2 separate regions of the Homo sapiens genome follow, and region 2 is linked to region 1. Evidence: chromatin contacts called from ENCODE Hi-C or POLR2A ChIA-PET data. All regions are on one chromosome and are shown on one strand. Each heading gives the region's core, a stretch centred on a gene start or an enhancer-like site at or near the end of the contact. The rest is flanking DNA. Distances are from core to core; before and after follow the strand shown.

Evidence for each region. Hi-C counts contacts between places; a loop is a spot of excess contacts on that map. ChIA-PET counts read pairs that join two places held with the same protein, here RNA polymerase II (POLR2A). Pooled maps may share reads with other maps.
Region 2: a loop to region 1 is called in a pooled map, with 3 times the contacts of the local background. The contact joins the promoter of EFHD2-AS1 here to the promoter of TNFRSF1B in region 1. A Hi-C loop is called at or near these places in 1 of 37 single-sample maps with no recorded cell type and 5 of 50 pooled maps. POLR2A ChIA-PET finds 5 or more read pairs at or near these places in 1 of 52 experiments (activated naive CD8-positive, alpha-beta T cell).

What each region holds. Positions count from the first base shown.
Region 1 is chr1:12,165,706-12,173,559 of GRCh38, forward strand. TNFRSF1B (TNF receptor superfamily member 1B) reads left to right here and starts at 1,286. Exons shown (of 10, transcript NM_001066.3): 1 at 1,286-1,464. The coding sequence starts at 1,387. It overlaps MIR7846 (microRNA 7846), which reads left to right and starts at 1,238; the gene lies at 1,238-1,333. RefSeq lists silencers at 1,122-1,431, 1,442-1,671 and an enhancer at 1,712-2,353.
Region 2 is chr1:15,407,449-15,414,554 of GRCh38, forward strand. It overlaps EFHD2-AS1 (EFHD2 antisense RNA 1), which reads right to left and starts at 4,920. Exons shown (of 4, transcript NR_183705.1): 1 at 4,458-4,920; 2 at 389-459. EFHD2 (EF-hand domain family member D2) reads left to right here and starts at 2,440. Exons shown (of 4, transcript NM_024329.6): 1 at 2,440-2,831. The coding sequence starts at 2,524. RefSeq lists silencers at 2,088-2,687, 4,302-4,351 and an enhancer at 2,200-3,062.

The DNA.
Region 1 (7,854 bases), core at 36-2,535:
CCTGCAGTGAGGAAACAGGGAACAGAATAGCCTCCTGCCACCCAGCCCACCCCAACCCTTAGAAATGCCCTATGTGCTGGGGGCTAGGACCCCCGTAATCCAGGGCTGGAGGAATGTGCTCTGGCCCCGCAGGGCTGGCCCTGTATTAGGGCTGGCACTCAAAGTGGGGATGGGGGGACAGATTGCAGCTGGAATGGGTGCTCGGTCATGATGTAAATCCTGGGGAAGCCAGCTCTCCTGGGCCTGGTCTCAGCAGCCCCTCAGGGCCCTGCAGCTTCCCTGGTGACATTCTCTCCCAGCCTCTGTTCATCTGCCCCCTGCCTGGGCAGGAGACTTGAGCAGGGAAGTGCAGAGTCTTCTCCCTGTGAGAAGGCTGGATGCGTGTTTAAGGATAAATGAACACGCGAAGAGTAGTAACAACAGCCAAGATTTATAAATGCCTATTGTTATATATGTAGATACTTACTTAAGTATATATAAAGTACAGACTGCATTATGTATATTACATATCTTTAAATTTTTAGAATAGTCCTATGAGGTCAGTTCAGAGATCCAGACCCAGGTGGTCTGGCTCTAGAGTCTAAACAGGCCGAGTGCAGTGGCTCACACCTATAATCCCAGCACCTTGGGAGGCCAGAGGCGGGAAGATCACTTGAGGGTGGGAAGAACACGTGAGCTCAGGAGTTCGAGACCAGCCTGGACAACATGGCGAAACCCCATCTCTATAAAGAAATCAGCCTAGCATGGTGGCCCGAGCCTGTAGTCCCAGCTACTCGGGAGGCTGAGGTGGGAGGATCGCTTGAGCGCAGGAGTTGGAGGCTGCAGTGAGCTATGGGTGAAAGAGTGAGACCTTGTCTCAAAAAAAATTAAAAAATAAGAATTAAATATATTTAAAATAGAGTCTAAATAAGTGAATGATCTAGAATTCTCTTGGTTCCCCTAAAGCAGCTGTCAGCTTTGGGGGATGTTTTTCCAAATTAGTGCCTCACCCTCACGGGACAGGGAAGCCTGTGGGAGCTGGGAGGGCAGGTGGAGGCCGGGCAGGTGGAGGCCGGGCAGGTGGAGATGGTGATTCGAAGAGGAGGGGACGATAGGAGGAGGTTGAGGGGTCACCCGAGTGCTGGGAGTGACGCTGGAGGTATCGGCCCAGCGATGCTGGAGTGGTCGGGTCGGAGGCCCAGCAGCGTCTGGGGAGGGGCGTGGGGGAGGCGTGTCCAAGGCCGGCTGGCCCCGCCCCGCCCCGCCGCCTGGCCTCTGGCCCGCTGGGGCGCGGGCTTTCGCTTTCAGTCGAGGGCTAGCGAGCGCAGCGGAGCCTGGAGAGAAGGCGCTGGGCTGCGAGGGCGCGAGGGCGCGAGGGCAGGGGGCAACCGGACCCCGCCCGCACCCATGGCGCCCGTCGCCGTCTGGGCCGCGCTGGCCGTCGGACTGGAGCTCTGGGCTGCGGCGCACGCCTTGCCCGCCCAGGTGGGTGACTCGCGCGGCCCACGGGGGACAGCCGCCCCGCATGTCCACCCGGCTGGTGCGCAGCCTTCGGGTGCCCGGGCCGCGCTCTCCCGGGGCGCTGTCACGGGCTGGGAGGCTGGGAGTCCCAGTCGCCGCCCCCCATCCGCATCAGACACGCGCGCCTCTGGGGACCCGCTGGGGACTCCGGGCCCGGCACACGTGCGCTCGGGGCACAACTCTGGCCCCCGAAGCCCCTCTTACCCGCGTCGTGACAGGGGCGCACCCTGGTTCCTCCGCGAGCGCAGGCCGGGGCATTTGGGGCTGAGCAGCGGGTCCTGGGCAGACCCCCGCTAGACCCGGGACCCCTCTTCCCTCACCCCGGCGACTGCCGCGACAGCCCTTCCCTCCCACGCGGTGGAGAAGGGGCTGTGCCGGGGCGCTGCCCCACTGCCCACGCCGGGCACCCTCTTCAAAAGACTTCCTTTTCCTCTGGGCGACGGTTTTCCGATTTCTTAGAAATACCAGGGTCCTGTGTCTGAAGAGCAGGACCAGGTGTGTGTCAGGTCCACTGAGGGCACAGCTGGAGGGCGAGCTGCCTGTCTGCTTCCTCCGATGCGTCCGGGGGCTACTGCAGAGTCTGTTTTCTGCGGCCTCTGGGGACAGGGCAAGCGAGGGAGGTCTGGGCTGGTAATCGAGCAAGGCAAATGAAGTCTCCGGGGGCCGCAGGAAAATGGAGACAGCAGAAACCCTAGGGCTCCTATTCAATATGAACGTCACTCCCACAGTAGCAACGGGCGTACAAGGGACTGTGCACCCTTTGCCTGTTTTTGACTGTCTCCTGGTCTGGTAACATAGGATAACCCCATTTTTGTTTTACTGTCTCCATGGTTTGGTAAGATAAGATAAACCATTTTTTAGAGAAGGAAAACTGAGGCTCAGAGAACTTGTATTTCATGGAAGGGTCTGGGGGGAACTCTTCCTCCAAAGGGGGCCTCTCCTGCCTTCGGCCCCTGTGCCCTGAGGCTGCGGGGAAGGTGGGCGTTCATCCTTCCTCAGAGCCGCCCCTGATGGACACATGGCCCATCTGCCCCCATCTGACATCTTGACCGAGGAGGAAGGTGGGAGGTGGCACTGGCTTCTGTGGTGACATAAGGTGACTTGTTGATCTGAGGCCAGAGAGTCCAGTTCTTGTGGGTGGAAGATGGGGGCTGTCAGACTAGAATTGACTCACCGACAGTGGGTGTCAGGAGTGGGTCCTGGAGAACTGCCCCAGAGTAAGTCCTGGGTGGCCTTTGGGTCAGGAGAGTCCCCACTCTAGGGCCGAGTGTGAATGGGGACGACCGTGGTCCCCAGCTTGACTTTGGGGTCATGCCATATACTCTGGCCTCAGAGGGGGTCTTCCTGCCGCTGAGCTTGGGCCTGCCTGGGTGAACTCTGGGGTCATGTGAGCCCCTGGATGGGAGAGGGGTGTCAGGCACAGGGCTCAGCAGGACACCAGGCTGCAGTCCTGGAGTAGCTGGAGGAGGTTCCCTCCCACTTCCTTCCCTTCCTGACCAGCTCCTGCGGCAGCTCATATTCCCTCCTCCCTCATCCCTGCTCCCCACGACCCCACCCGGACTATTGCCGCAGCCTTGTAGCTGGTCTCCCGGCCCTGCCCCCTCTCCCGCTGATCCTTGGCAGAGAGACCCTTCTCAAGCATGAGGCACCTCTCTGTTTGCCTGGGGAGCCTCCTGTGGCTCCCAATGGTTGAGGCAGAAACTCCCCTGGAGATCCCAGGCCAGAGTAAGGTACCTGAACTCTTCCTCGCGCCTCCCTGCACATGTGCTCCCCCGCCTCTGTAGAACTGATGATGGTCATCGTGTGTGTCATTGTGCAAAAAGCATTGTCCGTGCCATCCCCTCTCCAAGGGACACTTCTTACCCCTATCCTTCAAGGCCTTCTGCAAATGCCATTCTCTCCAGGAAAGCCTTTCCGCATTCTCAGTTGGATTTGATCTTCTCTTCGAACTCCCAGGCCCTTTTGTTCCCTTTGAGGACAGATTGCATTCTGCTTTTTAATCTAGCTGTGTTTTATCCCCCTCAGTGGATGGAAGGTGTCTTCAGGGCCAGAACTGTGGGTTCCTCTTCCTTCTCATCAGTAGCATCGCCATAGCTCCTGATTTCTGAACACCCACTAAACACCAGGCACTGGGCTAGGTACTTTGTCACAAAATTTCACTGAAACCTCCCTTACAGCAACTCCCAAGAGGTGGGTGGTGCCGTTTGTCTTTAGAGATGTGGAAACTGAGGCGTTTCCCAGGATCACAGAGCTGGGGGCCGGGGAGCTGGGGGTGGGATTTGAATGCAGGTCTGCCTGATTCCCAAGCTCCTTTCACTGCACCCTCCCCGTGCCCGTATCTGCACTCATGCTCCCAGCCAGGCCCTCACACACAGTGGGTTCTCAGGATGGAAGTCAACTGAGCTGCAGAAGAAGCCCCCAGGAGACCTGAGCTAGCCATGGACGCAGCCGACTCACTGCCAGCAGGGCTTTTGCCCCGTTTAAAAGTCTTATTTGCCAGCTGGTATGGAAAACATCATTCATTCATTTAGCCATTTATTCATTTGACAAAGAAATGCCAGTAAACCTGGCAGTAGGTGAGTGCTTGGTGCCCTCTGATGGGGATGAGCAGGGTCTGGGCTGTCTGGGGAGGAGGATGAGGGGTCTCTGCCTGATGGGCCTGGCCCACCTACCCCTGGAAGTCTTGGTGCTGAGGTGCCACTATTTGCCTCCTCATCACCCAGGGCCTGGGGCCAGTTTGGGTTAGGGGAGAGGTTGGGGGCTCCCAGGCTGGATGTCAAAGAGGAGTTGGGTGATCTGGGGTACCTGCTGGCCCTGGGGGCTCTTCCCTCCTTCCACCACGTCTCTGTCTCTTTGCCCTCTGTCTGAAATCCCAGTGGGGACCCTGTGTGTTGACTGAGGGTGTGGTCTGTTGGTCAGGCACGTCTTCAGAGGGCAATGGGTAGGTGGCCAGGCACCCTGAGGCAGGGCCATTCATTCATTCATTCATTCCCCAAAGTTCATGGACACACCTAGTCCAAGCCCAGCCCAGTGCCTGGCTCTGGGGACCTCAAGATGACTCCAGCTCCAATCCTCTAGGAGCTACACTACCAATAGGTCACAGACCTCACAGACCTGGGCTCTGTCCCAACTGCCCTTATGAGCTTAGCTGAGCTAGTAAGCCTATGTTCTCATCTGTGGTTGTGGAAAGTATTCCCTGCCTGGCCTTTGTCACAGAGCCATGGGTGTGAAAGGCTGAGAACCTGCCGGGCATTCTTACGTCAGAGGTGACCCTGCCATCCTGGCACCTGGCACAGTGGCTCCCCGTAGCACTGTCCCTCCCCACGGCTGGGTGACGCTTTATGGTCCTTACTATGCAATGTTTTCTGGAGGAGTAGCAGGGACGGTTGTGCGTGGGAAGGGGAAGAGTTTTGCCGGAGCCATGGCATGTATGTTACACCCGACTCTACACCAACTCACTTCTTACTTTTTTTCTGAGATGGAGTCTTGCTCTGTTGCTCAGGCTGGAGTGCAGTGGCGACATCTCTGCTCACTGCAGTCTCCATCTGCCTCTTGGGTTCAAACGATTCTCCTGCCTCAGCCTCCAGAGTAGCTGGGACTACAGGCATGCACCACCATGCCCAACTAATTTTTTTTTTTTTTGTATTTTTAGTAGAGTCGGGGTTTCACCATATTGCCCAGGATGGTCTTGGACCCCTGACCTCAAGTGATCCTCCCGCCTCAGCCTCCCAAAGTGCTGGGATTACAAGCATGTGCCACTGTGCCTGGCCCGTTCTCACTTCTTCTTCTTTTTTTCTATTTAATTTTTTTTTATTGAGATAGAGTCTTACTCTGTCACCCAGGCTGGAGTGCAGTGGCCCAATCTCTGCTCACTGCAACCTCCACCTCCTGGGTTCAAGCAATTTTCCCACCTCAGCCTCCCAAGTAGCTGGGATTACAGGTGTGTGCCACCATGCCCGGCTAATTTTTCCTTTTTTTTTTTTTTTTTAGTAGAGACCGGGTTTTGCCATGTTGGCCAGGCTGGTCTCGAACTCCTGAACTCAAGTGATCCACCTGCCTCGGCCTCCCGAAGTGCTGGGATTATAGGCGTGAGCCACCCCACCCAGCCCCATTCTCACTTTTAAGCCATGCTTTTCTGTCCTCAGATGTGCTGCACACACACCTGCTCCAGGGCCTTTGCACTTGCTTTCCCCATCACCTCCAATACTCCTCCTGCTGACGTCTCTTGGTCTCCTTCCCTCGCTTCCTTCTGCTGAAGTAGACAATCCTGCCTGTAGGTGCTCCCTGCCAGGCACTCTCACTCCCTGACCTGCTTTGTATTCCTGTATAATGCTCTTGACCTATTCTATTTATTTCACTTTTATTATGTCTTCCCACAAGATTGTAAGTACCGTGAGGACAGGGACTCATTCACCACTGTAGACTCTAGCCTAGAAGAGGGTTTTTCAGTCAGTGCCTCTGACTTTAATTCTTTGTTGTGGGGCTGTCCCGTGAGCTGTAGGATGTTTAGCGACATCCCTGGCCTCTACTTATTGGATGGCAGTAGCGCCACCCTCCCTCGTGACAAAAATATCTCCAGATATTGCTAAGTGTCCTTTGGGGTTGGGGGATTGCCCCTGATTGAGAACCACTGGCCTAGGACAGTGCCTGGCACATAGTAAGTGTTCAAAAAATATTCATCTGACCTTGACCTTGATAATGGCCCTGTTTTACAGATGAGACGGGGGTTTGAAAAGTCAGTGGTGGCAGGGTGGGGTTCTGTTTGCCTCCATCTCTTGGGGTATTTTTCTGGGCTCCTCTTCCCATTGAGTGGTGTCTGCTGAGGTTAGGGGTCCTCTCCCCAAATTGCTCACCCCCTCGACATCCCTCGTGTAGTGAGGGATGGGGCCACTCACTGACGGTGACTCAGGGCCCCAGAATGCATGTGATTTACCCAGAAGCGGGCAAGGAGGGAAGCTGGGGTTTGGGGTGCCGGGGATGAACAGGAACAAAGGAGAGGCGCTGTGGCTCCCCGTTCTGGACCCTCGTCTGGCCACAGGGAAGCAGCACTGATGACTCTGGGGAAAGGCCCCGGCCTCTGAATCAGATAAACCTCAAGTCGCTGCTCTGCTGTTTTACTGGCTGTGTGACCTGGGCAAGTCTTTCTATCCCTCGGAGCCTCTGTGTTCTTATCTGTAAAATGGGAGTAATCCTAGCCTCACGGGCTGGCTGTCAGGATTAAAAGTGCTTTCTAATCCTGGCATTGGCAGCTATTTGAGCCATTGGTGGCTTTGCAGGTCTGACCCGACTCTCTGGGCCATGGGGTGGTGCTCGGGCCTAGGTGGGGACCCCTGTGGAGTCAGACTGTCTGCTCTGAGCCCCAGGGCCCTGAAGCTTGGGTGGCAGCCCTGCAGTTGCCCAGAGTTCCTGTCTAAGTGGCTTTGTTGCCCATCATCTCAGAAAGCAACTTCTTTCCTCCCTGCCTTTTCCTGTCTGTGCTTCTGCCCCAGTGCCCCCTGGCTGGGCTCTCAAACCCACTGCTTGACAGCCTGGTCTTAGGACACTGTATTGTGGCAAAGGCTGTGGGGTCAGGATATCCCCTCCCCTCCCTTTGCCACCCCTTTTAGTGAGTAACAGGTGCTGTGTGTTTTGGGGATGAGTGAAGGGTACATTTGGTGAAGCACAGAGAGAGTGCACAAGGCTTCAGTTTGCAAGATGGGCACGGGAAGATTCCAGGCCATCTCCAAAACCTCTTCCATCTCCAACCTCTGTGCTGCTGAAGGTTCTGTTTACTTGTGACCCTGAGAAGGGGATGCCCTATGGGGGCTCTTCTGAGATCATGCTGTCCATTTTCCTGCCTCCAAGTGACTTCTAAGACAGCATGGCTCTGAGGAAGGAGCACTGACTTGGGTGTTGGGAGATCACAGTTCCCATCTGAGCACCGTCACTGGCTTGCTGTGCTACCTTGCTTGGGTTACTTAACCTCTCTGGGCCTAAGCATCCCTATCTATGAAACCTAACAACCCTGGTTCCAATGCTTTCCTAGAATATTGGGGAAGTGTCGGCTTTGAGTATACTTGACAAAGGCCACAGATTGGGGGTGGGGTATATAAAAGTCTACAGGAAGGAGAGCCCAGGACTCCCCACTGTCAATATCTTGGTTCCCCAGCTTCTCTTCTTCTTGCTGACCTCAATCTCACTTGCTTTGGGTGGATTGATTTCCTGACTCAGGCTCCAGGGCCATCAAGAATTCACGGCTGCCTTTCAGCCTTCATGAAGGACATGGTGGAGCTCCTTAGGCAGAACTGGGGTTTGTGGATGTCCTGCCTCTCTGCCCCTTGGTACCTAGGTGGCACCTTTTCAAGTTCGGGAGCT
Region 2 (7,106 bases), core at 3,670-6,169, 3.2 Mb after region 1:
GTTTCTTTCTGCCAGAATCTATGCTTGGGGCACAAAACTCGGGGTCATTCAAAAGTGATTTCCCCTAATCAAGAGGCAAGTGATATTTCCTGGAAGTTTCACCTCCATTCAGGGCTCATCAGCTTTCTCTGCTTTTCGTTCCATCACTGCTTCTTTGATTCCTGAAAAAGTGCTTTTCTTGGAGCCCAATGACCAATGACCAATGAAGAAAAAAACTTGGAGTAAAAGGCAGCCCCAGCGTCCATCTCTGGCCCAGGCCCAAGGCCTCTGAAATGGGGCCACAGTACTGGGCAGCTTGAGGTCTCACCCTGTGGTCACAGTCTCAGAGCTCTGCAAACCCCGAAAACCTGTGAGAAAAATCAACCCAAGAGGTGTTAAAAGGACTCACCCATCCGGGCAGCATTTCCCGAGCTCTGCCTGAGTTTAACAGTTGTAAGGCTCCGGCGTTCAGCAGCCCTCCTGCAAGATACTATAGGTAATGAGCAGGAATTCCACCACCCTCCCTCCTAAGAGCTGTGTCCACACAAAGCCAAATAGGTAACTGACCAGAGAGCTTACTACGCACAGGCAGTCCACATAATTCAAACCCCAACCCCAGTTTTTTCACATATATATGTAAGTTGTTTTGCAAGAAGGCAAAACCCTCACATTATCTCCTCACTGTGAAGTTTGCGCCCACGTCAAGCAGATGCAAACAATTTCATAAAACGGCAACCCAGTTTTATGCAGAACCATTGGAAATCATAAATTGGAGTAAATTGAGGCTCACTAGAGTCTTGAAAGTAATTAGCTGCTTTGTGAGGAAGACTAAGAATTCAACAAACTTAAGCATCTACAAACATCATCTGCAGACATCATCTTAAACATTTTAATCTGCATCCTGTCCCTAGTCCTTTGCATTCCTTAAATAACTATTTTACTTCTGTTGGGTCCTTCAGGGCTGCATACAGGAGATATGGAAGCCTGTCTTTTGCAAGTAGCTGGACCGAACTGCCCAAAACTAAGAGAAACTTAATTCTGAGATTTAAAACAAAAAAACCATTTTAGCTGAGCATCTTTATTGGACTCAAAAACAATTTCATAAACAAGTAAATGAGAACTTCACATTTTCTGAACCTTGAAGGTTTTTTCCTCAATTTCATTCTTTTAAAAATACCTTTTAAATTAATTCAGCAAGGTTCTTAAACACAGCAAATTGACAAATATCAACTGAGTGTCTGTTCTGTGCAAATCACTCTGTAACAGCTTGCTGGCTTTACATTCTCGAGGGCTCCCTGCCTCCAGAGCACCCTGGTTTTCGGCCCTGCACGCATCTTTTCTCTGCACCTTGGCTGGTTGGAGCAGTTTCAGTAGACAGGTCCTGATTGACCCAACATTTCAGAGAACATGCACAGAGCATAGTCCTCCTTCTAAATCAGGGATTCTCAAATTTCAGTGAGCAGAACTCCCCTGGGTGCTTGTTTACACGTAGATTCCTGGGTCCCACCCCAGAGATCAGTTTCGTCTGTCCAAATTGGAGCCTGAAAATCTGTATTATTAACCTAGGCCCCAGTGGTTCTGATGCTGGAGGTCCAGAGTTGTGCAGTTGTAAGGTGACAGCCCAGACCACAGAGATACTTATCTGAACTCTTTCCCCAGTCCTGTCCAGGAGCCGTTGGGGAGGACATCTCTCCTCTGGGGACCCCATCAAAATGGCGACATCATGATCTCCCTGTCAGTTTCCCTAAAGTACAGTCACAGGCGACAACACTGGCCCAGCAGCTATTGTGCCAAGTCATCCGTGTGATGGTGCGGGGCCTCGGGAGAGAGGACCACCAGCCCCTTCCCCTGTCCCTCACCCGCTGTCTCCAGGGGCCCTTTCAGGGGTGAAACCCAGTCCCATCTCCCTCGCAGCTGCTAGTCTGTCCTCTTCCAAGAGGCCATCGGCGCCCGCCACGGTTCACCCTAAACAGGGGTTTCTGCTCCCCAGGTCCGCCTCGGAACCCCTGCAACCCTCATTGAGAACGCCAGTGTTTAACAGCGAGTCGTTTCCATAGCAACCGACAGGGTGTCACAGACACAGGATTATGACTTCACGGCGTGGGGATTCCGGAGAAGGGGGTGGGGCGGCGCCCCCCCTCGCTTCCCCGCCCCCCGGCAAGCCCCGCTCCTCACCCAAGCCGCGGGGGAGGAGCCCTCTTCTTTCCCGCCCGGCCCCGGCCCCCAGCAGGACCCCTCCCGCTCAGCTGCTACAGTGGGCACGAAGAGGGGCATGGCTTTCGGCCGCGCTCCCCAGCCTCGCGGGGGGCAGACGACGGCGGGCGGGGCGCGCAGAGTACACTCGACCCCCGGCGGCCGGGAGCGATCACGCGCACGCCGCGCGGGCCCGGGGGCGGGGGCGGGGCGCGCGGTCCCCGCCAGGGCCCAAGTCCCACCTTCGGGGGCGGTGCCTGGCCCGGGGAGTGTCAGGAAGAGGAAGAGCGCGGCCGGCGGCGCTGCGCTGAGAGCAGGGGCCCGGCCAAGGCGAGTGCCGCGCGGGCCACCATGGCCACGGACGAGCTGGCCACCAAGCTGAGCCGGCGGCTGCAGATGGAGGGCGAGGGCGGCGGCGAGACCCCGGAGCAGCCCGGGCTGAACGGGGCAGCGGCGGCGGCGGCGGGGGCACCCGACGAGGCGGCCGAGGCGCTGGGCAGCGCGGACTGCGAGCTGAGCGCCAAGCTGCTGCGGCGCGCAGACCTCAACCAGGGCATCGGCGAGCCCCAGTCGCCCAGCCGCCGCGTCTTCAACCCCTACACCGAGTTCAAGGAGTTCTCCAGGAAGCAGATCAAGGACATGGAGAAGATGTTCAAGCAGTAAGTGCCCGCGCGACCCGGCCCCCCGCCCGCCCCGCGACCCGGTCTCGGGCCCCGAACCCCCCGATCCCCGGATCCCGCTCCGCCCCGGGAGCCTGCCGTCAGCCAAGCTTCCCCGAACCCAGACGCACCGGGGTTGGGGACCCGGCGGCCCCTTCCAGATCGAGACCCGGCATCTCACCGCGCACGTTAGTCTGGGGGACCCCCGGCCCCTGGCACGCGGCGGAGACTCGTATTTGTGCTGCCTCCGGTACACCATAGACGCGTCCACAGAGTGGGGGACCCCAGGCTTCCTTCCAGATAATCGCCAGGCCCCGCGAGCCCCACCCCCACCACCACACGTGTGGGTCCCGGGCCCTCCGCGCTGTTAGTGGGGCTTCTCCACCACCCCACACCGCACACACCGAGGCTGAGGACCCAGCGGCCTTCCTTCCCCGATCCCAGCTACTCGCGTTCCCCACCCCCACCCCAACACACGCTGGCCAAAGATACCCACCCCAGTGCCCCTCGACACCACATGCCAACCACATTCCCTCCCTTAAGGTCTTTTCGTTTCCTCTGCGATCTCAGGTCTCCCTCAAGGTGGGTTCTGGGCAGGGATCCCCCCAACTTCCTCTCCAGTTACTTAGCGTCTACCAGCAAACTGGGGGCAAAGACTTGCCCTTTCCATCCCCACCCACTCATTAGCCAGGACCCAAATCCTTCACTCACAAGTGGTCTCCTTAGGAAGGGACCCCTCGGCCCCTGTTGCCCCTCTGGTGTAAACCTCACTCCAGTCGTCCCTGTGGGCCGAGTCCCCTCCGGGTTTGGAAGGCCTCCCTCCCGCTCCTGCCCGCCCCACCCCCGTGCACCCAGCAGCTTGCAGTCACCGCTCCCCTGCTTCTGTCGCAAGGCCCCCCATCTCTCCTCCCCACTCCGTATATCCCCTTCCCTCCCCACAGGGACCCCCCATGTCCCACACCCACCCTGGTCAAAAGGGGCCCCTTCCTATGTGACTTGCCCTGTTACCCCCACCCCTACCCTTTATTCCATCAGATCCACACTGTGTGCCCTCACCAGGGTGGATGGGCACCCCCAGGCGTGTGGGCTCATCCCCCTGTCCCCCCACAAAAACAATCTTAATGTCTCTGTGGAGGGGCTAGGGAGAGAGGGCCCAGCTCCCTCCGGCCCATCCCTGGGTCCCACTCTGTTGGGTCTAAGATGCACAGCCACTCTCTCCCAGCCATGTGTGTGCCCAGGGGATGGGGAAGGTGCCAGTGCCCCTCCCTTTGGTAGCTTTCCCCACCTCCTGTTCCCTGTCCCCCTGCCCCTGGCTCCTGGAGAGGGAACAGCCTCGTTCCACGATCTGGGTGCTGGTCTGGAGTGGTTCTGGAAGGGGATAGAACTGGCCTGAGGCTGAGTCTTGGGGGTGAGCCAGGAGGTCTAGCCCCACCTGGCACAGGCAGCCCAGGGCTGAGGGAGGGATGCGGCAAGGCCGGCTCCCGCTTGGCTGGGCAGGAGGTGGGGGCAGACCAGGGGTGTCAGCCTCAGCCACATGCAGCTGTCAGTGCCCCAACATCAAGCCGGAAGCCCAGGAAGGGGCGTTTTGCAACTGCACTGTTTGAGAAAGGCTCTGACCCTACTCACCACAGCTTGCAGCAGCTTCTGCATTTGGCCCCAAGGCAGGGGGAAGGATTTCTGGTTCCCAGTTGCGGGTGGCTGAGGAGTCCCATACTTTCCCAAGGTCCTTCTGGGGGAAAATCAAGTCCTTGACCCCCGGCCCCTCTGAACCTCTTTGAGAAAGTCCCAGGGCCCAGAACCTCTTCAAGAAAGTCCCAGGGCGCCCACGTCCTTGGCTCCACGGTGTTTGGTTGGAGTTCTTCTAAAGTTTCTTCCCAGCAGAAGACTGGCGAGATTGGGAGAGCAGGATTTCCAGGATTCCTGGAAGAGTAACGTGAATGCTCCTGGGTGGGCAGACGCAGGGGTGGGTATGGATCACTGTCTGTCACTGCCCCCATCGGGCAGTGCAGAGCTGATTCAGACACCACGGAGATCCCTGTGCTGATAGTGCTGAGGCGCTCACCAGGTCCCTCAAACAGCCCTGTGACACAGAGCTCTTCGTCACCTTTGTGCAGACAAAGGGTGTTAAATAACTCGCCAAGACCACACAGCTAGAAAATGATAGAGCCAGGACTGAAACCCAGGTCTGTGACTCCAAATCCCGGGCTCTTCCCCTTCCGGGTTTCCCATCACAGACATCTACTTTCATGTTGGAAAACCTTCTCCAACACCCGCTTCCGTGTTCGTGGCGGATTGTCCATTCATGTCCCCAACCCCAGCCCCCGTCTCTCCTTTCCCCCAGAGCCTGCCTTCTCCTGGGCTTCCACAGCTTCCCTGCCACTGGCCACCAAAACAAAGATGGAGCTGTTCTGGGAGAACCCAGACACTTCAAATGAGCGGGACTTGGGAGGCTGCAGTGTGGTTGGAAGTGGCATGCAGCTGAGGGAACAGTCTGGAAGCTTCATTTGCGCAGCAAACTCACTTTTTTTTACATAGGCTGTTTCTGGTCTAGTTTGATGAGAGGTACTCTGAGGGCGACTGAGGGGAGCTGGACCCCTCCAAGCTACCCCTTGGCACCTGCACTTCTTGCCAGGGTTCTAGGAGGGCTGATGGGGCAGGCAGGGGCCAGGAAGCTGGACCTCTAGGGAAGCAAGTGCTGCCTGCCAGGGCCCGGGTGAGGGTGGAAAGCTGCAGATTGTGTATTCAAGGAAACAACGCTTCACTGTGCCAACCGAGCCCAACCCCGCCGCCAACAGACGGGCTCTCGTGGAAGACAAACCCCCGTTCTGCTTCCGCTGTCCGAGTGGGGCTGCAGCCTCCTGGGTCCAAGCAGGGTCCTAGGATCAAAGCCAGGGCATCAGAGCCAGGGCTCTGGGGAGAGCAGAGGGCAGAGAGGAGGGGAGCCTGCCCTCCTGGGAAGCCAGTCACTAGAGCAGGAGGCAGGAGACCATGAGGTCAGCAGGAGAATGGGAGCCAGCCTTTCCTTGGGGGCCAGGAGCGAGGAACCTGGGCTTCCATCCTAGTCTGCTTGTCCTCCCTGGGCCTCAGTCTACCCACCTGTAAAAGGGGCAGGCTATCCCTCATGACCCCCAAAGGTCCTTCAGCCCTGACCTGCGTATGTCTGAGGGGTCCTGAGCCCTTCTGGATATTGGAACTGCCTTCCAGGGCCTTCTGGTCCACCCCTCCGTGTTGATTCAGCAGGTACTTCCTGAGGCTGGAGATCGAGGGGGAAGAGAGGGGATGGGGGAAGATAGACAGACTGTCAGCCATCACTGGTCTCACACCTAGAGTCATTCAGGTTCCTCCTGAGAGAGACCTGAAGGGTTGACTCCAACCCCTCTCCCCATTTGACAGAAGAGGGAACCAAGACCCAGAAAGATGTGGCGGTGACTTGCTCGGGGTTACGGAGAGGTTCTCAGTGAGGCTGAAACCTTGTATGATGAGGAGAGTGGTCCCGGTGTCTCAGGGTGGGGCTCCGAGGACATGACACACTTAGAGTTCTGGGCCAGTGCCAGGCACAAGGAGGCTCTGCGTCTCCCTGGCCCTCGCAGCCAGGACTCTCCATCCCCGTCTCCGTGCGGCCTCAGGCTACGTCCAGCATCTCTGATCCCCCAGCTGCTCCCTCCCTCTCTTTGCTCCTCCAGGGCTGGCTCTGGAACCCTCCTGTCAGAGAGGCAAAGAGAATGGCCCTGGAGAGCCTCGGGAGTGCCCACCCCTGGGCTGACAACAGCCTAGCGGGGGCTCTGGAGGGTTTTGTAAGTTGAGACCTGCTGGAAAGGTAGGCAGCCGTGTAATTCTGAACCTGCCGTGGAATCTGAGGACGATGCCCTAGATCCCTGTCTCCCGCCTAGCACAGCCTTGCAGGCCCTGTCCCCACTGTCATCCCCAGCCACTTCATCTCAGGACACCTTACGTCAGAGAGGCAGGCTTTCCTTTCCTTCTGGCCAGCTCTTCCCTGCACAAGCTCTGGAAGCCTCCCGCCCTCTTCTCCACACCTCCACCTCCAGGGGACACACCTCTCCCAGGAGCCCTTCCTGGACGCAGTCAGCAGGGCCTCTGGAGTCTGCAGCCCTGGGTTTGAATACAGCTGTGGGCTGTGGAGCCCTTCTGAGCTTCTGTTCCTCACGCTGGAACAGCGGGGACAGGGGGACCCACGTTACAGGGTTGTTGTATGGCGCTTAGCCCAGTGCTTGGCACAGAGCAAGTCGTTACTAAATGACTGTCACCGCCATCCCC